4 separate regions of the Mus musculus genome follow, and regions 1, 3 and 4 are each linked to region 2. Evidence: chromatin loops called from intact Hi-C (ENCODE). Cell type or tissue: left cerebral cortex. All regions are shown on one strand. Each heading gives the region's core, and the rest is flanking DNA. Links, peaks and the distances in the headings are about the cores only.

What was found. Hi-C counts contacts between places; a loop is a spot of excess contacts. Peaks named below come from ENCODE experiments on the same cell type or tissue, not always from the same donor. Only the 100,000 strongest peaks of a DNase experiment are listed, where the experiment ranks them.
Region 1: it touches region 2 in a loop (4-fold over the local background); 5 of 42 quality-filtered maps call a loop at or near these places.
Region 3: it touches region 2 in a loop (7-fold over the local background); 4 of 42 quality-filtered maps call a loop at or near these places.
Region 4: it touches region 2 in a loop (8-fold over the local background); 8 of 42 quality-filtered maps call a loop at or near these places.

Annotation. Positions count from the first base shown.
Region 1 is chrX:59,191,625-59,197,088 of GRCm38, reverse strand. It overlaps a transcript of Fgf13 not described here and the pseudogene Gm14890. Among named protein-coding and RNA genes, the nearest start is that of Gm36570, 15 kb to the right of the region's middle. In left cerebral cortex, for the core only: a CTCF peak has its summit at 2,739 (motif pointing left); a DNase peak (open chromatin) is centred at 2,755.
Region 2 is chrX:60,402,066-60,407,529 of GRCm38, reverse strand. Atp11c (ATPase, class VI, type 11C) reads left to right here and starts at 3,525. Exons shown (of 30, transcript NM_001037863.2): 1 at 3,525-3,725. The coding sequence starts at 3,699. In left cerebral cortex, for the core only: a CTCF peak has its summit at 2,574; DNase peaks (open chromatin) are centred at 3,113, 3,824, 4,262, 5,238 and 2 more places; H3K4me3 peaks cover 1,850 bases; H3K27ac peaks cover 881 bases.
Region 3 is chrX:59,563,761-59,569,224 of GRCm38, reverse strand. It overlaps a transcript of Fgf13 not described here. Among named protein-coding and RNA genes, the nearest start is that of Gm36631, 23 kb to the left of the region's middle. In left cerebral cortex, for the core only: CTCF peaks have their summits at 990, 2,162 (motif pointing left) and 3,036; DNase peaks (open chromatin) are centred at 2,035, 2,301, 2,880, 3,027 and 4 more places; H3K4me3 peaks cover 2,302 bases; H3K27ac peaks cover 1,076 bases.
Region 4 is chrX:59,176,121-59,181,584 of GRCm38, reverse strand. Gm36570 (a long non-coding RNA gene) reads right to left here and starts at 2,293. Exons shown (of 2, transcript XR_386938.3): 1 at 1,736-2,293. It also overlaps a transcript of Fgf13 not described here. In left cerebral cortex, for the core only: CTCF peaks have their summits at 2,374 (motif pointing left) and 3,715; DNase peaks (open chromatin) are centred at 2,276, 3,756 and 4,096.

The DNA of each region.
Region 1 (5,464 bases), core at 375-5,374, 1.2 Mb after region 2:
GATCTTATCAGCAATTCCAAATAAACTCAGGTATTCAAAGAGCAGCTTCAGGTCCTCTAGGCCCTGCAAGGCCAGCTGGCTTTGGGATAATTTGGGATCCTTGAATAACTCCTCTGCCAGGGATATTGGATGTAGTCCCTAGTTCGATTGGCCACCTCAGGCTCTAGGCCTTTCTTTGCCACCATCTCATGCCTCATGTCTTCCCAAGACATCTTGTCTAGTTTGTCCATTGAGGAGCAAATGGGACAGAGCTTGCTTTCAGAAACACCACAGCAAACATCCTGTCTACAACCCAACAATCATTTACCTTGATGAGAAAGTCCCCCAGTTTCAGTCCACTTAGGACTTCACACATGATCTTCAGACACTGAATCAGGGATCATTGAGTCAAACTCACCAGCAATGTCAAAATCACAGTGACAGAACTCCCTGTAGCCCTGGACTATGGCTGAGCTCTCTCGCCTCCACACCTTTCCAACTTGATATTGTTTCATCTTCTTCAATTTTTTCATGGCCAGATAGTAAACAAAAGGGGCAGTAACTCTCCACATTGATCCTTTAAATCATACATGAGACCAAAGTTATCTTCATACCTCTCAGTGAGCATTTCTTTTAGCTCAAATGCGGGCGTATCCAACCCCTTTGTCCCAAGACATTTAAAATATCTTATCAAGAATTTTCTCTCTCACAACCATCTGTTGAGGACTTAAATCCCTGGTACCCTTTGGGACCGTGATGATAAAATTTAGTTTTTCTTGATGTGGTTTCAGTTGTTCAGATGTTAACACTGCCTTTGCAACCTTTAATCCCAACAGTTGGAAGCAGAGGCAGGCAGATCACTATGAGTTTAAGGCCAGCTGGTCTACATAGTGAGCTCTGCGCAGCCAGGTCTACACACTGAGACCACATGAAAAAAATAAAAAGGGAAGAAAGGAAGAAAGAAAGGGAGGGAGGGAGAGAGGGAGGAAGGGAGGGAGGGAGGGAGAGAGGGAGGGAGGGAGGAAGGAAGGAAGGAAGGAAGGAAGGAAGGAAGGAAGGAAGGAAGGAAGGAAGGAAGGAAGGAAGGAAGGAAGGAAAAAGAGGGAGGAGGAAATGAGGAAGGGAAAGAGGGAGAAAAAGCCTTTCTCCCCTTTTTAATCTTGTAACTTCCCTAGTTTACTCAGTCGGACATGCTTGATTAATTCCAAGCTTTCATATGTGAATTTCTTTATTTCATTTATACTTTCTTGACCATTCCTGTTTGCTGTTCTCTTTCTTATCTGTATGTAAGATTTCTTCAGTTGTCTTTTATACTACTGGGTTAGTGGTGATAAATTGATGAAGTTACTGGTCATCTAAGAAGGTCTTTTTTTTTTTTCTAACCACTCATCCCTTTCTCGAGCCACATCACTGATGTTTTATTTCAAATTAGTAGTGCACAGTTCATGAACCTGCTGAGTGTCTTCAAACTGAAAATTTGCCATATCCATCCAGATTTTGTTTTAAATATGAAGGAAGAAGCTACAAACGAGAAGACAGATGAGTGAGGTCTTAAGTAGAGCTAAGAGCAAATAACTCAGGGCAGAGAAGAGCAAAGGGAAGGAAGGAGAAAAGACACCAACTCAGAAAGCGATCTAGATTTAGTAACAGAAACTTAAAGAACTTTCTTGTTTCATGTTCCTAATTTATTTTGCATTCATGAAATAGAGTTGTAGTATTGGATTTTAGATCTAGAATTTTATGTCCATAGTATGCATCTCAATTATGTTATTTACTAGAGGAGAGAACTCTGAAATTCCTTTTTTTCATTGTATATATATAACGTAAAAATATTGCCATGGTGATTAATTGAAATTATTTAATATTTGAGAACTGCCTAGACTAGACTATAAATAGGTATATCTGTTATGACATAAAACATCTCATATGAGTCTTTCTGTTTGTAAATTATGTTGTGTTTAGAAATGTTTTCATATAATATAATTTGATCTTATTCTTTTCCATCTCTCATTTCTTCCCAAATGTCTTATTCTCTCAAACAAAAGCAAAACATAAAATCAAAACACACAAACAAAAAGACATAGTATATCAAAACGAAACAGAAAACATACAGATGAAAATGGAATCCATTTGTGTTGGCTATCTACATTCTTAATAATGTTAGATGAAAATATACTTTTCAAACTGCCTAGCAAACTTTATGGTATATAGCATTCAATCAATGTTTCTCTAAATTTAATTCCTTTTATCCTCGGGATATTTGATAAATTCAGCTTAATCTCTTAATTTTGATATACATGGCTTAAGGTGAAGGCACACGTGGCCAGTGTTGGTATGGGCTAATTGGGTATGGAGATGTCAAAACTGCAATGAAACAGCCCTGGCAGGCATAAGGTGATGTGTCCAAGATCTCCTAACCTGCACACGCCTATTATACATCATACTGGAGCTCTACTTGCTTGCAGTGTTATGGACAAGTTTCTGCTTTATTTTTTAAAGTAAAGGTTGAGTATCTTTCTAGTATAGGCACCCATAACTCATAGACAGCATAGCATACACCCATGCTCTAACGTATACCCGTACCCTGGGAGAGAATAAAATATTTTCAGGTGTCTAATATATGTTGATATGATCACTCAGAAAAAAGTGAAATCTGAAATAGAAATCATGGTTCTAGTTTTTCAGTAGCTGTTAGAAAGAATAGATGCTTTTATCATGATGGAAAACAAATACAAAGAATTAGGAGTGCCATCTTGTGGAATGATCTGTTATTGCCATTTAGGAGCCAAAACCAAAATAAAACACTAGTAGCAGCTAAATGTTTTCTGTGCATCATCAAGACTCAATCCGGAAGGAATTCTTGATAGCCACCTGTGGACTTAATGAATTAGAAGTAGGGTATTATTCAGGTGAAAATTTAGTTAAGGTAAATGTCATCTTAGTAATACATCTGAGTCATCGCTCATTGATGATTTGGAAAATGAAGAATAAAATATTTAAGATGTCAAAGACAGACTAGCTCCTTCTTATTTGGAACTTATCATCTTTTCTTAGTATGCCAGCTTGGTATTTTTAGTTCTTATAACGATTAATTTACTAAAAAGTAATAAATCATTTAAAGGTCATAAAGAATATAGGTAGTTCTAGAGCTCGTGAGAGTTGTTTATTTTCTATTAAATTGAGTAAATAAAATTTCTGATAATTTTAACTTAAAACAATATAAGATAATATAAAGCACTACACACACATATCATATATAGTTCATATCACTTAAGTTAAAAATATAACCCAGGAGCCAGACATGATCTCTACCTTTAACCCTACTATTTAGGTGATAGAAGCAGAGAACCATGAGTTCAAATGAATCTGGGCTCCATGGCAACCTCAAGGCACACTGGAGCTAATTAGTCAGGCTTTATATCTAAAAGTAAAGGGAGAATGTGTGGCTCAGTCATAGAGTGTTTGGCTAGCAAGTCCAAAGCCCCAAGTTCGATCCCCAGCACCACAAGAACGACTCTGCTAATTTATGTAGCTGATGAGACAAATAAGAAAGGGTTCTCAAATTCAAGAATTTCAGTATTTATTTTCTTGCCTGTCAATTTAAATATGGAAACTCAACATGCATTCTGTTCCACTCTCTGCTGCTGTATTCTTGGAGAATGTCTCATGCAGTGGCATGAAGAGTTTGGTTTGGTGGCTAAGAACAAGTAGTCTGGTGCCAGCGCCTGTTTTGTTTGTTTGAGTGTGAATTTATTGCCAGCTGCAAGAGACAGAGAGCTCTAACTTCCTATGCCTCACTTGCCTCCTCTGTAAACTGGATTCATATTCCACTGATGTCATCTGAAGTGATATGTACAGACAGCTTAGAGTAGCAGCTCCTCAAACATAGTGGACACCTTGTAAGCTTTGCACCTTCATTACCATTGTCATCACTACCAGCCATCATGGTTTCTGTCACTACAAAGGCAGGATTTGAGTGGGCCTTTGTAGTGCAAATTAAATCACAAGGTTTATTCTGCCTTTTCAACATTTTGACCAATTAAGTTTCTGCTCTTCTCAGTTACTGTGTAGAATATGTAAGAACACCCTTACCTATTTCTTTCCACTAGATTATCTCATCTTGAAATTCAGGACCAGAGGCAGGAATTTCAGGAAAGGCATGGGAAACTGAAAGGAGAGAACATAGAAGTGAGACTCATGTCTCTAGAATCTATGGGACTTGCATGTCAGCGGTGCGTAAGAGTAAGGCAAGATCTGGATCATCCCAATTTGCTACTGTGCATGCTTGTGAAGGTAAAGCTGAAGGAACATGGAACAAGCTATAGAAAGTCACCAAAATGTACTTGTTTGCATGGAGAATCATCTGGCGATGTGGGTATTTGGACATTGCAACGTGTTATGAGTCCTCAAACTGTGATATCACCCCTCTGTGACATCTATTTTCCAATGAATTAGTCAGAATTTAATTATTGTGATATTCCCAAAGCCTCAGAGCAAAGAACTGAGACTATAAAAGTAACCTACTATCAAATAAATGCAGTTAAAATTCACTTTGGCTGTAATGCCCAAGTTTCCTAACACTCTGTTCTCTGCTTTGTGAACTGGTCGTCAGATGAGTCTCAAGATCCAACTTCAGTGTTTCAAAGATCCTGGGCTATGGGGCTCTTATGACTAGTGTTTAATGTTTTAAAATATACCCTTGACTGAACTGTTGGAAATGTACCAATTTCATCCATAGTGAAGTCTGCATTTGCTTTTCTGGTTTTTAGGAGCCAAGTGAGCGCAAGGTTTCTCTACAAGGACTGCATGTGGTTGAGTGGGAAGAGCAGTCCTGTACACTGGGACAGATTTCAGCCACACTACAGTGTGCAGCACAGACTATATGGAGGGACTTAGAGAGTTCATGGCTCTTTGAGAAATGACTTGCATCCTATTGTGTGGGTCTTTCTTTTAATTTCCTGTGACAACTATGATTTACCTGTTTTATGTCTCAACGCATCTGTATTTTTTCTTTTAGAAATGTCCTTTTTTTCCCCCAAAATACAGACAAAGCATTCACTTGAAATTAAAACAACAAAGCAGTTATTTCAGGTAGTGATGCAGAAATAATATTCTCTGCTACTGTTATTGGAGCCCCCTATAGATACTTTTATATTTAGTTCTGTCAGAAAGCCTCAAAGAATAATGTGTTTGTAGATTCAGTTGAGATCTAATAATTGGAGTGGTCACACAAACTTAACCTAAGGTCTATGTGGAGCTGGAGTAGTTTATGAATTTTAACGTGTTTCAAAGTAATGATCCATTAAATAGGTCAGAGACTACATATAGCTTGGTTAAAATCATAGTTAATCAATATGTCTGAGGCATCAAGTTTCTGACTCAAAATGTAGTGATTGGAATCCGCTTTTGAATAGCAAACAAAACAAACAAACAAACAAACAAAAAACCTCTGCATTTCCACCTCAGCTTATTTATAATTGAACTT
Region 2 (5,464 bases), core at 335-5,334:
TTTCAGCAGGAGGAAGGTAGTTTCTGTAGCTGTCTTTATGGAATTGGCTGAATACAACTGTTAGCTGATGGTCTGCTTTTCATAGTCATCCACAACACCTAGGTTTTCTTTGGAAACTGTGAAGAGGCACTGAAAGAACAAAAATAATTTCTTCCTGTCTTAAAAAAAATCACAAAGGAGTGACTCTATGGGATGTTTGCATGAGCAACTCTAATTTCAGGTTGAGCTTGAGGTATGGAAAAATTGCTTTTGCATAAATCTCATGTTTTCGTAAGCGCAGTTTGATTGGTTTGGAATTGCATTTTTATAGTGAAGCAAATTATTCAGGACTCAGGAGTATAAGGCGTTGTGTTGAAATAAATTAGAATAACAGAAAGACAGTGGAATTCTAATAACAAATGAAATGTGAGCAACAATTTTTACTACGTCCCGATGGATCTTAAAATCACTGCTTTTAAAATGTGGTAAAATTTAAAAAAGTTTTTTTGAATGTCCATTTTAAAAAGTTTATCTGAATAAATCTATAAGTATATTTTCTTCCATCTGCTTAACAAAACTAGATATGGAAAAATTATTTACTAGTTAAAAACTTCCATCCCAAACTGTCTGAAATAGTTTTCCACTACTTATTTTATCAAAAAGTTTACATATTGTTGATAAAGATTCTATATTCCTTCCTGGATTGCTATCAAACTTGGGGGTTACAATCTATGATTCAAGGCAGATCTGGCCATCCATCCTCAAGGAGTCAATCAAAAGAGCCAAGTCGAAAGTGTAAAACAGTGGTCACATTGATAAAGGGCAAAGAAACCGAGCGGCAGCTCCTCCCCTACCTCTCCCCAAAGGACATGCGCAGAAAAACAGTCTCGGCAAAGTGTGCTCCCACCTAACACTGACCCAGTGCCACCATTGTCTGGACTTTCGTCTCATATTGTAAGATGGTCTGAGAAATTGTTAGAAACGTGTCAAATCTCTTCTCCGGACAAGTTCCCCTCTCTGGCAGGAAGCTTTTCCTTCACTAAGTGTGGGATTCCCTTGTAAATTCCCATTCCATTGGGATCTATTGTTTCAACAATGTGATATATAGTCAGACTGAGAGATCTGAGTGTCTCTTCAGAATATCTTCATTTTTGCTGGGCACATTACTGAGTGGCAATAACTTCCTTCAGTTCCCCATTCCAGTATTAAGAATAGTGTTCCTCACATAAAAGTTATTCAACAAATAATTAATAAATGAAATTAAGATAGTTTCTGTGTTCAATAAAAGTCAGGAAAAAAACCAACTTTACTTAAAAGCAATTCCTTGGAGTAGAGAGCACAAGTTTAGATCTGTGTTGTACGATTAAGTGTCCTAATATCCAATTACTACAAATGTAGGATTTCTTACAAATCGTTAGGCACACCTAAGTGTAAGGCAACGGAGAGTCATAGTAGGGAAAGTAGAAATGCTGGACTTTCCCTCTAGGCAGTTAGGACCTTTCAGGAACTAATTTCAATCTCTTGCATTTGCACTTTATTGTGCTTGGGCTCCTCCTTGACCACAGAAACAAGGTCAAACTTCATAGCTTGTTTCTATGGCTGCTTAGGGGTTTAGCTTTCATTTGTAATGCCCCGCCCACATGTGTCCTGGTTCCTGCCTTGACAGAGTGGCTGTGTTCTTTTTCGTAGGTTGCCCTGTACTTTTCAACTGACCTCTCCTTCTCTACCCAGGACTTTGTTCCCTGGGCTCCTCCAAAGCCTTCCCACATTCCTAGGCCTGGGTTAATCTCCTGCAGCTCTGTTTATAGGTCTCGCCCAGTGAAAATTGCATGGTTTTCAGGAGTTTCCCCGGATCCTTTGTAAAGACATTATCCTCTCCCCTGTTTCCTTTGACATTAGAAATCATTACATTCAAATGTGTAGGTTTTATGTGTTTGTAGTTTGTAACTTCACTTCGGCCTACTAGGGAGGTCTTTTAACACATTGCTGTTTCCAGTTTCTAGGAAACAAACAAACACACAAATAAAAAAAAAACACCCAAGTAAATGCTGAAATCAAACTATCCTTCAAGGGGTAAAATGTGGTAGTGCCCTAGCCGCCTCACAATAAAAGCCCTTCAGGAGTTCACATTAGGTCGAGGGAATAGCTGAGCCCAACCTTTCCAGGTTGTTGAGAGAACTCGCCTCTCCGTAGAGAAGAGCTCCCTTTACCTACTTCTTCAACATGTTTATAGAAGAATTTGAAAGTTCTCAGCTCACAGCCTAGGGCCGGGTCTCAGAAGGTAGTGGAAAAAAAGGGTGGGAGCAGAGAGAACTGTCCAGGTTCAAGGGAATACTTGACCAAGCTTTCATTTTTAAGTTTTAAACTTTTGTAAATGCAAATGTTAAGTTAGCAAGTTGAGGGCGTGCAAGATTTCTTGTGGCGTAAATGTTGAGTTCTGGGAAAGTCTTTCAGCATTCGGGGCTTTATGTAATTTATCCTCATCACATTTCCCACAGCTAAGAATCTACCCAGTGTTTCTGATTTCTGCACGCAGCTGGTAGGGAGAACCTCGGGCAGCTTCCCTCTGCAACCCTGTGAACTGACTGGAGCCGTGCATATGGGGGAGCTCCCAGCCCACAATATCAGTCCAAGCGAACCCTTGGACTACAACTCCCAGGGTGCCCCAGGAGCGTGGAAAAGGGCGGGCGATCAAGGAGAGGGTGGCAGGGAAATCCCGCCCCGCTGCGCAGCACCAACGACACAAAGCCCGACTTTACAACCTCCTAGAGAAAGTGGAAGTAAGCGGGCTTAGGTGGGGTAGTCAGACGACAGGGAACGCAAAGCCCCAAAGCCCCAACCCCAACTGCGAGGTGAAGACGGCTTAGGTGGGACCCAAGAGGGACGCCTGGAGGGGGCGGCTTTTGTAACTACTCCAGCCGCCCGCGCCGCGCCCGCCCGCCCGCGCCAGGGTCCCCTTAGTCCCCGGCTCGTCCCGAGTCGTCCCTCAGAGAGCGGCCACTCCCGGGCAGGAAGCGGGCACGCCTGGAAGCCTCGAGGCGGGCCGCACCGAGGCTCTCCTCAGCCAGAAGTGCTGGGCGGGCGAAAGCGCGGGGCCGAGGAAGGACTGCGAGCGAAGCGGCGCCAACGGACGAGTTAGGGCCGGGGTGAGGGAGACCGTGGCTCCTCACAGACCCCTGGGAGTCCTGCCAGGCGAGGCGCGGGGACGCCCGAGACGGGCGACCGCTGAAGCGGGCGAGTGGGGACTCGGCCGGGGGCTTAGCGGCAGGACGAGCGTGAGGCGCGGGGTGCCGAGGCGGGCGCTGACGGGGAGCCAGGCTGAGCAGCGGCCGGTCCGCCATCCCTCCCCCGCGCGCCGGGCTCGCTGCGAGGCGGGCTGCGGCGGGAGCGCGGGGCGGTGCTGGGGCCAGATAAGGGGAGCGACGGGGCCGCCGCCCCCGAGGCGGGCGGGCCGGGGCTGGGGGCGGGTCGCGGGGAGGGCGGGGCGGGGCGGGGCGGCGAGCGCGCGGGCGGGCGGGCGGTTGGGCGGCCGGGGGCGGGGGCGCGCAGAGGCGAGGAGGGCAGGCGGCAGGAGGGCAGGCGGCAGCGGGCTGGCGACAGGGCAGGCGAGCTAGCTGTCCGCTTTGCGCCGCGGGCCCACGCCGCAGTGTGTTTTGTGGACGGCGCCTTCCCAGACAGCCCAGCGGAGCCCAGCCTGGCACCCCGCAGCCTCGGACGCGATGTTCCGCCGGACCCTCAACCGTTTGGTGAGTACACTGGCCGCGGCTCCACGCGTACCCCGGTGGCCCGCTCGCTGGCCCCCCGCCGCTCCTTCGCAGTCTCTGGGCGAGGGGACGAGCGGGACGCGCCAGCCCCCTCCCCCGCCTCTGCGTTTTAGCGGAAACCCGGCGCCCCGGGTGGCCTGGGTGGGGAGGCAGGTGGGGCTCTCGGGCGTCCCACCCCTGCCCCGGGACATTTCAGCTGAGGTTCCCCGAGGCTCTGAGGAACTCTGCCTCCAGCCTGGGGAATCGCCTCGGAGTGACAGACGCGCGGAACTCGGGGCGGGGGGCTCCCCGGGGCGGGGGGCTCAGTTTCCCAATTAGTGGAAGATGGCGTTGAATTATCGGGGAGGAAGCTTTCTTTTGTTTCCTCTGCCACGAGCACGTGGAGGTAAACCTAGACCTGTCACTGTGGCCCAAAAGAAGAGCTAGGGGGCTGAGAGAAGCGGAGGCTAAACCAGGGCTCAGCCTCGCCCGGGCCATGGCCGATGACCAGAGACTGGGCAAACTTTGAGGACTCAGCCTCCAAGCTCACCTTGAGGGTGACAGAAAGAGCGAGGGCTGTGGGCACGATGGGCTGGGGCCAGCAGCGACGGCGGGAGCCTGTTCCAGCTTTACAGACCCTGGGGCTCAAGCCTCGCAGAGCAGCACCCTCTGCTCCAGGCTTGGAATCCACCCGGCAGCTGAACTCCTCCGACCACCTTCTCCACGCCTCTAAAGCCCCCCAGAAAAGGGAATTGTATTTCTGTGGGGAGTGTGGCACGGGATTGGGAGGGAGCGATTTCTGGCTGCTATTGACTTTTTGGATTAACCTGTTTACTCAGAGGGTATGTTAAGAACTGAGTAAAGTAGAGCAGTTTACTTAAAGGATGTTTGTAGCAACTCCCCTAATTTCCAGAAGAGGTGTCAGGGAATAGGATTTTATTTCTGCCACGGATATTAAAGAAAGCCATCATCCTAAAATTTTTATTTTTTTCCCTGTAGTTAAGGGGGAGAATGCAGAATGCTTCCCCATTCCGTCTTAGGATAGACTTAAGGACTTGACAATTTGGTAACTTTGTGGAGTCATTTCTAATTAAATCATTGCTGACATATTTTTCATAGGTCAGAACAATTTGCTGTCATTTCCCACCCCCCATATCTGAAACTTTCACAAATGTCCCCTGCTTAATCACACTTAAGGCATCCCCTTTTAGGATATCAGTATACTAATACTTTTTAGGTTTTGCCAGATGTCTGTTTCACTCAGAAACATGCAAAGGGAGGTGGAGGTAATTATTACCTGTGGCACTGAGCAGGAAACGGTGTGTACATGCAGGATCTCAAGAGCCATGGGCAGTGGATTGTGTTGGATGCTTTGCTGAAGCAAGTGACTAACATTTGTTCTCACATTTCGCCTGAGACTGTAAAAGAGCATTGTACCTCCTAGTTCTGTTTCACATAGGCTCTCGTGATTTGGAAGTGTTGTTTTGGGGCGATAAAAAGGGAAAGGCGACACGAAAGCTAATTGTAGTGCTCAGCAAAAGGGTAGCCTTTCCACATGACACTCATATGTTAGACACTAGCTGCTCTCTGGGTCATATTAAATTCATAAAGTAAAGATGCTGACATCCCATTTTTGAAGACTTTGGACATTTGGAATTAAACAAACGGTGTTGACCCAAAAGCACTTCCCATTTGGTGTTCTTTTGCTAAGAGTGCTCTGCATTGTATCTGTAAAAAGTAAG
Region 3 (5,464 bases), core at 275-5,274, 840 kb after region 2:
TTTAATATCATTAACAAAACCAAATTAAGGAGAGGGTGGAAGTGTGGTGGGATGAAGTGAATGGCTTTTCTGCTTGGGGCTCACTAGCACATCTCTATTGTTAGGATACAGTGTATTTTTTTTTTCCTTCGGTTTTTCGAGACAGGGTTTTTCTGTGTAGCCCTGGCTGTCCTGGAACGTATATTTTGGTGACTGGGTTGAGGGCTCTGTGAACTAAGCCATGCCCTCAGTCTCTTTACTCCTTAACAGCACCCATCGGTCCGCACTGACAGAAAGGACAGTGTGAGGGGAAAGGTTTGCAAACATCCAGGCACTGATTGCTGAGCTTCTCATCACTCCTTTTCTAGTCCTTGACTTCTTTGCCTTATATCCCGTACATAACTTCTGGTTTTGGAGCCGTTTTTTCTTTGAGTTCTAACTCTCAGGGATCTTTCATGGATTGTTACAAGTGTAGCCTGGGAGACAAGCCATCCTACTTATTCTTCTACTGCACTAGAGACTTGCCCCCCCCCCCTCACTTTACAGAAGGTTGGCTAACCTGAGCAGTGGGGGACTACAGCCCAGGGAGAAGGGGCCGGTGTATGATGCGATGCGGGTGGGAAGCAGCAAGCACTAGGTCAGTTTCACTCTCTGCCCCATTGGCAAGCCAGATCCCTTTCTCCCTTCTTGGAGAACCAATCTGTCTCAACTTGGACGGGTGGCCAGAGGTGAAGAGGCACAGACTCCAGGACAGATCTCACTGCAGTTGCCAACAGCGGAGTCCCCAAAGTGTAGGTGGCAACCAGTGGAGCCAGAAAGGCAAGCACTGGAAGTCTAGGGAGTAAGGAGGGTGGAGATTAGGGACTCCTGGCTTCGTTGTTCACAGCGGATCAAGAGACCTGCTGTGGCAGCACTGGAGGACCTTGCCTGTCCGGGGAAATAGGGAACACCCCGCTGACAAGATCGCCCGCACTTCGCTAGGCTGCCAGGCTTTTGCAAGGCGGCAGCTGACGTCTGCGCGCCCCTGCCGAGCTCTGTTTTTACTACAGCCGGCAGGCGGCTTTGTGGGGCCCCGCCCTCGCCGGCTGCCCCCCCCCGCCCCCCGCCCCCCGCCCCCCGCGTGCCCACACCTTGTCGTTTATATAGAACGCACCCCAGTGCCGATTCCTGCCTCTCTGGGATCAGAGAGTTCTTTGCCCGGAGAGTGGCAGCGAGGGAGCAGGCGAGCTCCGAGGGGGTGTGGGTGTAGGGAGAGAAAACAGGTAAGGGTTTTCGCTTCCCGCTTCTCTGCGGGCCAGCAACTCCGGGCCCCTCTTTTGGCCAAAAGACAGGAATCTGAAAACGGACTAAATAGAAAGGAGCGAACCTCCCTTTCCGAATCCCCGCGGGCGAGAAGCTGCGCGGCTCTGCGGTGTAACAGGCTCACACGTTGCTCATCACATGTTCAAACATTTCCCTTTCGGGGAGGCTCGTTATTTTTAAGTGAATATTTTCGTCTTTGTTTTGATTTTTTTAAAAACCTTCCTCGGTGTTTTATTTTGATTGAGTTGGCGGCTCAGCAGATTGGGAGAGGCGGGGAAAAGCTACCCAGTAGAGCTTGGGCAGAACACCCAGGCAACTCCCGGCGTGGTCGGCGCCCGTGGAGCGAGCGACCCGCACAGAGCCCCGGCAGGCCGGCGGCGAAGCCGGGAAGTCCCGGCTGCGCCTCCCGGGTGCCCCGAGATTCCTGAGCGCGGCTCTCCGAGGGCGGGTAGGAGCGGCGGGGCGCTGGAGCGGCCGCCCCGCTTTGTCTCTGCACTTCTGGAGCGCGGCGAGCGGCTCCTCCCGCGGCCGGCCGCTCAGGCTCGGGCGGCGGCTCCTCCTTCACCCCTCTCTTTTCCTCCCCACTCTTTCGCAGGCGGCGACAGCAGCGGCAGCGGGGGAAAAAGCGGATTCCGCCCGGAGCCACACTGAGAGCTCGCGGTCGCGACTTGCCGCCCTAAGCGCTCTCGCAAGTCCAGCCAGCTCGGCGAGGACTTCCTTCTCCTGGACGAATCTTGTCAAGCAAGCTGGGATCTATGAGTGGAAAGGTGACCAAGCCCAAAGAGGAGAAAGATGCTTCTAAGGGTAAGCCCACCGAGAAGTCCGCCTCCTTCCCTTCGCTAGGTTGCCCTCGCCCCCTTGTGTGCGCGCCGCCCAGTGGCTCCTAGTCTCTGTGCTAGACCCTAAGGTGCCCATGACCTCTGCGACCCCGGGCAAACCCCGGAGGTCTAGGCTTCTGGGGGAGTGTGGGTTTGCACCACTTTCCCTCCATCCTGGCGGAACTGTAGCTCCTCCAGAGCCTCCAGTCTCTTCCACTGCCCCTCTGAACGCATGGTGGACGCGCTGCGGGCAGACGAAGCTGCAGCAGCCTGGAGCGCAGGGAACAGAGCTGCCTGCTATTGACTGGACATATCTCTCTCTCTCTCTCTCTCTCTCTCTCTCTCTCTCTCTCTCTCTCTCTCTCTCTCTCTCTCTCTCTCTCTCTCCCTCTCCCTATCTTTCTCTCACGCTGTGTGTGTGTCTCTCTGTGTGTGTGTCTCTGTGTGTGTGTGTGATAATGTGTGTTTGTGTACGCTCCAGAGAGTGTGCATATGTGTGCTGCGCGGTGCAACATGGTGACATACTCAGGAATTTGTCCCACTCTCAGGACCCAGGCACAGACCCACGTTCAACCCACCTCGCCGTGCCCTCAAATGCAAACAAAGAGCCTGGCCCATATGCAGAACCCTTCCCCCATACTTCTCACCTCACGCCCCTTACCCCCCAACTTCCTACCCACTGCACTTAAAGCAGAAGACAGGAACGTGCACCTTTTGACATGCCGCGTGCAAAAGTGAGCAATCTGGATACCCTGGCGCCGCCCGTGTTGCGCCTCAGTAGCGCAGCCTTGCCAAGCCCCGGGAGAACAAAGGCTGTTGTCCCCTTGCCACTGGTGCCTAGTGGGAGTGGGCCTCTGCAGGAGGGCATAATTCATTTCCTCAGCTCCCTGGGATATAGCCACCTGGCCCAAGGCTCCTGGTCCCAGGTCCCCTAGAGTGTACTTCTCGGCCTGGGGCCTCCCGCAGGCAGGATGGGGACATGCAGCAGAGCAGGTCTCAGGCTGGGAAGAACTCAAGAAAAGGAAGGGGTGTTCTCTGCCACCACCAGCTTGTACTAGTGCTTGCCTTGCTCAGGACACAGCTTAGAAGGGATGTGTAAACTGGAGACTGCAGTCATGAGGATTAGGACACAGAGACAGGCACAGGGGAGAGATCTGGAAGAGTGGTGAGCAAAGGCTCAGGTGCATGAGTGTCTGAAATAGCCACAGTAGACTCTGGTTTGGGCTAGGTCCTAAGGACCACAGGTATCTTGACATGCAGAAATTCACTCCAGGTAACGTGGGTTTGCAACAGTGGGGAGTTGGAGGAAATCCAGCCCTTTTTGATTGTGCGCTGGGGTGGGGAGAATTAACCCTTCCATGCACCCAAGGGCTCCTTTCTCTCCAACTCTTTCCCCTAGTCCCCTTTCTTCTCTCCTCGCTTCTTTCAGAGCTTGCTTTCTTAGGGGATTGTAGGGCAGAGCCAGCTCCGCCCAACCTCCCCCGCCCCAGCCACCTGCCACAGAAAGTTGTCAAAGTCTTCAGAGCAGGGTCTTTATCCTGTTTTCTAAGTGGAAGTGTTTCTTTTCCCACTAAGCAATGTGGTTGACTAAAGGCTCTGGGAATTTGTGGATGGTTAGGTCTACTGTCCTAAGAGCCAGAGGTGTTAACTGAAGATTTGGGGACCCACTTAGACAAGGTGGCCATTTGGGAAGCACACATTAGCTGTTCCAATAAACTGTGAAGGTAGAACTGCCCTTACATGTTTCCACGGCTTCCTTAACTATGGCAGGTCTCAAAGATACCCTCATACGATAAGAAAAATTGGCTTAAGACGCCTTGTTTTGTTTTGTTTTGTTTTGTTTTTTGACACGGTGAAGATCATAGGTGAGGAGTTTACATGTGAGACTAGCACCTTATCACTGAGCTACACCCCAATACCTGCCCCTGTGTGTCATTTTCTACCTAGAGCTCAGAGAAGTAAGGCAACTAAAGGTTTTAGCATCTGATTGATCAAGATAACTCCTTCCCACTTGAACCTCCAATAGTGTCAACTTTTTGGCCAGAACTTTGGTTTCTGATTTCCATCAGGAGGTAATCAGGGTTCATTTCAGTCTTCCTTGGAGGGACCCTGAGCCAAATGAATTCACAGAAAATGACTTGCTGTTTTAGGTCTCTAACTTGCAATTGTTCAGAATAGATTAACAAGTCTGGACACAGGAGCACAGGTCTCTGTAACTCAATAATGATTTTTTTTTTTTTTACTAGCATAAGTCATGACATTTTCTTATGTTGACTCTTCACATTTGAAACCACATGCATCTGTTAGAGAGTTGTAGAGTTAGCCTTAGAATTATGGCTGGAATTAGAATAAGTTAATTTAATAGGGCAACTTTTAAGAAGGGAGTTTACTTACATGAGGAAATGGGGATTTTCTCCTAGTTAAAAGCAAGATTGCCCTTTCAGCTGTGCTGTTGGCCTTAGACTTTAGAGCTTGCTCAAAGTAGTGACTGTCAAGTATGCAGTAGCTTTTTTTCTCCTTTCAAGTATCATATATGACTAAGATAATGTTGGAAACAAATAATACCTGACCTATTCAATATTTTAACCAATAAAAATATTTACATTCTTAGGAGGTTTGGTTATTTGTAATGTCCTATATATAGGTCACATTTGCTGTTTTCAAAGCTCAGGTGTTCATTAGCATAGTGTTTGTAACATAGCAAACTATGGGATCAAATATTTAATAGACATTTCAAAATACATTTAGTTTTGAATGATGCTGTGACAAATGATTGAATCAAGTCAAATAATTTAGTAACAGCTTGAATGAACTTCATAATCTGTTTTGCAGCCTACTGCTCATTTAAATTCATCCTCCCACCCTATCATTTGGGGCGCATGCCCACAGCCTATCATCACTACATTGAAGATTATTATAGAGTACCACATTTCTACACTTTCTAAAACACACATAGTAAGTAATCAGTAACTTATTTTGTACTACCGAATAAAACGTGGTTTGGGCTGGGTGTAGTGATATTGTAATCTCAGTACTCCAGAAACTGAGTCAGGTTTAAGGCTAGTCTGTCTCACAAGCTGAAAGTTTGTCTTAAAAACAAACAACTCTCTTTAAAATTAAAAACAAAACTCAACCACCACAAGCAAATCCCTAACTCCAGGGCTGAAAAACTTTGATAATTCTTTCAAAACTGTAACCAAGTAGGCTAGACTTTTCTCTTTGGGAGAATGCAGGGTAGCATACTTGATTCTGTTTGAAAATTAATTACAAGGGTCTCTTGTATAGCTATTCACCTTTTTGTACTGATTTATGCTTTGCACACAATTTAAAATGGTTATATATATGCATTGTTTAGGTCATATAGT
Region 4 (5,464 bases), core at 215-5,214, 1.2 Mb after region 2:
ACTGCCTGGGATTACCTGAATGGGAAGAGAAACATGAGGTACCTTTGTCACTTCTTGTTCTCATGGACTAGAAATACTGAGGGAGAGCAGGCAAGAGAAAAGATAATAGAGGGGAGGAGGGGAAGGGAGGGGAGAAAGGGAAGGGAGAAGGGGAGGGGAAGGGAATCTAGGAGAGGGGTGGGGAGGAGAAGAAAGAAGAGGGTAGAAGGGGTGATAGGAGAGGGAAGGAAAGGAGAGGAGGAGATGGGAGGAAAGGATGTGAGTGAGTGGATCCTGGGGACCAAGTTTATGTATCATTGGTCAAGTCAGGCCAAAGTGGTAAGATTATTTCCATCCTCCCCTGTTTAGGCTGTGCCTGGAATAGACTGTGTACAGAAAAGTTAGTGTTCACTAGGAGAGAATATAACATCCCCAGAGCTGGACTAGAGCTATGTGTCTTGAGCCAGGAGCCATGATATGTGATATGGCAAAGCAAGCCAGGCATCTTTCTCTCCTGTGGGGCATGTTCCTCCTTGTACATGCAGCAAGGGATACTAAGCCCTGGAACTGTGCTGGAAGGAAATTCGGTGATATTTGTGGTGTTTATGGATTGTTCTTGCTTATGCTTGTTCCTTCACTTCCGAAAGGACTTGGAATAACTCTTCGTTCGTACTGAGAACGAATGTGAGCACACAATGCAGGCATATACAGAATGTGAGACCTGCCAGTTCAACACAGTTGCTAATAATCTCTGGAGTACAACTGACCTGAGCTCTTGACTCTCATTTTCTTTGTTTCTTTGTCCAGTTTTGGACAAGTCAATTAACTTTGCTTCAATCATTTCAGAGAGGAGTGTGATAAGAAACCTTGTGTCATAGGGATGCTAAAAGAACTGAATTAGACAACCATGATATATGGCTGGTATATGGTAGCCACTCAGTAAATGGTCCTTGCTCCTTACTCCCTTTTGGTTCTCAGTCTACCCCGCCCCCATTTCCTTGCTCATTTCTCACTGTAGTCCTCAGTACACTGTGTCCTCATTAGTCTAAATGCTTTCATGTCTGCAGTCCTATGTTAGACCATTTTTTCCTGTGCTCTTTTTTGTCATGGCTAGTAGAGTCATTGCCAAGTCTCTTACCTCAGACACATTTCTAGGCACAGTAGGTCCAATTTACAGAAAATAAGTCTCCAAATGACATGGTGTTAATAGTAGAAAAAGAGAAAATACTGATTTGTAGGTTTTCTCAGAAGTGTATTGAGGTAAGCCAGGTATTGTAGTTCATACCATACTGCCAGCACTCAGTAGGCAGTAGGACTGTTGTGAGTTTGAAGCCAGCCTAGACTATACAGTGAGTTCTAGATCAGATTTGACTGTGGAGTAAGAATTTGTCTTTTTAAAAAAATTGGAGAAGGGAAGAGAGCAAAAACAAGAAAGTGAGAGAGAGCAAGAGAGAATAAATTTGCTGAGGTGTTATACTGTATATAAATTCACCCACCATGAATGTATGCTCAATGTCTATGAAATTCGGAGCATCACAAGCATCTTGCAAAAATACTTAGAGGCCAACACTGTACATAAAGTTCAAGTGATGAGGGAGGGCAGTGAACGGGATAAAGTGGGCAGAGTTAGAAAAGCAGTAACTATCATGCAGTATGGCCCAAGAGTCAGTGGTTCCATACATGTTCCTCCAACAGCATGTGATTAGATGCCATGCAGTCAGTGTCACAACAGGCATGCAGATTGCACTGAACTCACTTCTTTCTGCCCCTTCTCTTCTGTGCTTCTGTAGCAGCAATTTGCGTAGAGCTCTGCTGTGTCTCTAGGGTATACTGCATCACGCAGGGAACAAACTTACTGCATTTTAGAGTCCATGAAAAAAAGCCTTCAGGGGACAAAATTCATCCTGGAAGAAGGTAAAAGACATGGATGAGACAAAGAGCAGGAGGCCGTTCCAAATGGACTGTGGAGTAGACAAAGGGAGCACTAACCCAGAGCTAGAAATAGTCATGCTTGGTCATTTGAGGTGGAGTCACAGAGGGAAGAAGACGAATGGGGGTGGGGCAAGACTGACTTCAACAGTGCAGCAAGAAGGAGGAATTTGCAAGCCAGACTGAGCAATGCAATGATGTAACTACCCCAGGCAGCCTGGCTTGCAGGAAGGCTTCTCTTGCCAAAAGGTTGAAACAAGGGGATTGCAATTAACTAAGAGAAAGTGGTTCTCTTTTAAAGCTTTCCCCATTCTAGCTAGAAGCATATGGCCCTGGCAAGAGTCCCTGCTTTTTTTTTTTTCTTCTTTCCTGGAGCATCCTGTGTCCCTTCTTTGCTGCAAATTGTTCAGGAAGAAACAAAAAACGGCAGTCAGGCTGCCTGAAAGAATAATCATTAGCCGATGCTGCCATCTCCAGGAACCTGCCTGCTAATAACCAGCATACTATAGCAGGCCAGCTTCAAACAGTAATGCTCTCCCTGCCCCCTACACAGCTGCTGCACTGGCTGAATTGGCTTATCCAGCTTGAAATTTGACTGCACAGCTGGAGGAAAGGAGAAGCTGCCCAGGGCTTCAAGAATCTGTGACTTTCAGCTGCCTTCTCTTTTCTCTGGTCTGCCAGGAATGTGTAGCACAAGTTCTATAAAGGAGGAGAAGTGTTTGTTTGCTGGTGCAACCATAATGTCTTTAACAGTTCTAGAGGCTAAAAGTAGAAGATCAGAGTGCCAATAGGCGTGGATGCCTCTGAGATTTCCAGGGTGGACAGAGGCCGGTTCATTGTATGGCTTTGACACATTCCCAATCTTTGCACATGCTGATCTCTTCTTAGAACTCCAATCAAATTGGCTTAAGGCCCAACCTAATAACCCCATTTTAACCCAGTCATCTGAAAAAGGCCTATCTTCAAACACAATGGCATTCTAAGATATTGGAACTTAGGATGTCAAAGTATGAATAGGCACAGGGCAATTAAATACAAAGTACCATAGTGTTAACTGAATGCTTCTTCTTTTTTTTTTTTTTTTTTTTAGTTTTCATCTTTTTTTTTTATTACGTATTTTCCTCAATTACATTTCCATTTGTTTCCACATTAGTACCATATGTAGGTAGATATGCTGTGCCTGGTATGTACCCAAACTTGTAACTGCCAAGAAAAAAAAATAGGTATTTAGCATAAAGAAATTGTACAAAAGTTAAAATAAGGTGAGCATGCACTAGCATGTAGCTAGTGCATTTATTCTTTTAATTTTATAAAACTTATTATTTTTAAAAACTTCCAAATAAATAAAAACATCACAAACCAAAGTAAACCAGACCCAAAGGCTATAGAACTCAGTGAACTTCTCTACAGTTGGAACAGGCATTAGGAACAAGGCTGTGTAGCTTCATGTGGAATTTTACACATTTTTTATATTGAGTTAATTTTATGCACTTATTAACCACCCAAAAAATCCATGACAGATTAAACCTAGAAAGAAAAGGAGCTTTATATCCTCTTTCATAACTCCTGCCATTACCTGCATTTTGTCCTTCCTCATCCCCATATATATAGTATTTTTCTCCTTTCCTTATACCTTACAGTATGACACAAGTGTACGATTTGAAGGCTAGGAGGATCTGATAGTCTTAGTCTGTAAGACTGCTACTATAATTTTGGGTGTATTTTATGTTTTTTAATTATGTGTTTGTGCATATGTACCTATGGAGGCCAGAGTTGCCAAATGCTCCTAGAGCTGTATTCCTGGTAGTTGTGAGCCACCTGGTGTGGGAACTAGGAACTAAACTCTTCTACAAAGAGCACTGAATGCTCTTATCCACGGAGTCACCGCTGCAGCCCTGCTTGCTGTTATTTAATGGACTAAACTATTCTTGTTAACTGGATAGTGCTGTCAGCCAGGTTATACCCAAACCTGTTTCCATATACATCACTGACATTGGCTCTCACCTTAACCTGAGCATTTCATGAAAGAAAAATTTATATTCACAGACGTTAGTCTTGAATTCCAACGGTGCCCATATTTGGCTACAGAAATAGAAAGCTTGGTAGGATTATAGAATTCGTATATGCAACTCAAACGTTCCAGGAGCTTTAGTTTGGCATTGTCTATTTTTGACTGAAGTCAGCTCTTGAAACTCATGCATACAAATAGGCACTGGCGTGATAAGCAGATATGCCCTGATGGCTGCACTCTACAAATCCTAAGTATCAAAATAGAAAAGCACTTCCAGAACTGTGCCACCATTTCCACAACATAAGAAATCCTCACACATTCGCTATAGCTATATTCTTATCTGATAATTGAAACTAAGTCACTGACGGTGCCTCCCTTCTCCAATAAGCAGCTGGCTGCTCCAGCTCTCACTGTTGTTACAAATACAGGAAAGAAATAACTTAAAGGAGGTAGAATATGGACTCCTGAGTTCAGTCCATGGCTGACTGGTTTCAACACTCTCAGCCAGAAGTGAGGCAGAAGAACCTCAAGGCAGAGGGGACATGGTGGAACAGCTCTGTTTATCACATGCTAATCAGTAGGCAGAAGGAGAGAAGCAGGGAGGGGACAAAAAACAAATTTCCCCAGGGTATCTCTCCTGTTACCTACTTCCTCTAAGTAGCCCTCAGCTGTTACCTTTCATTTCCCAATAGCGTCATCATATTATTGATTCATTAGTAGACTAAGTCAAGCATCAGTTCAGAGGCCCCTTTATATCCAGTCACATCTAGAAGTGCCCTCAGGTATCCATGCACACGTTTGCTTTTCCTCATCTCCTGGGCATCAATCAGATCAAGTTACCAATTGAGATAAGCTATCATAGGGGCTATGTCACAGTAAGGGGAAAAAGAAAAGATATCCGTCCGTCCAGCATTTAGCTTTTGAAAATGACAAAAATTCAAGACATGCTGACACAAAAATTGAATACCTGTTTTAATGTTCTTAGTGCCTAGAACTCGACTTGAGATCCAATATCCTCTCGGTAAATAGACAATATATGAATAGCAGGATTACTACGTAAACACAAAAGTGCATAGGGAATATGGGAAAACTGAAGAAACCTGTAATATGGTCAGTTACCTAAGTACATATTTCACATTTTAAGATTCTTTTCATGTTTTAGCTATAAAACAATCATCAATAAAAATGAGTTATGGAAGGTGCTGATTCAAACATAGATACCTTTGACTTTTCTTGAAAGTGAGAAATGGCTTCAGAGGATAAATGTCTAGAAAATAAATTGTTCACAAAAATATACTTCAGATTAAATCCTTGGTCTATTCTTTGGTCAAAACAATGCAAAGTATTTGTGTAGTTCAAGGAAGCGAGAGGTGGAAAGGCTCAGGGACATAGACAGCCCTTGTGCGGTTGCTGTGAGGTTACTGGTACTGAGGTCTTGTTCAGTTTGTCTTGAGAAGTGCCATTTGCAAACTGCAAGAGGTCCTGAGCATCTCTACTTGACCATGCATGCTTATGTATACATTGCGAATTTATATACTAATATCT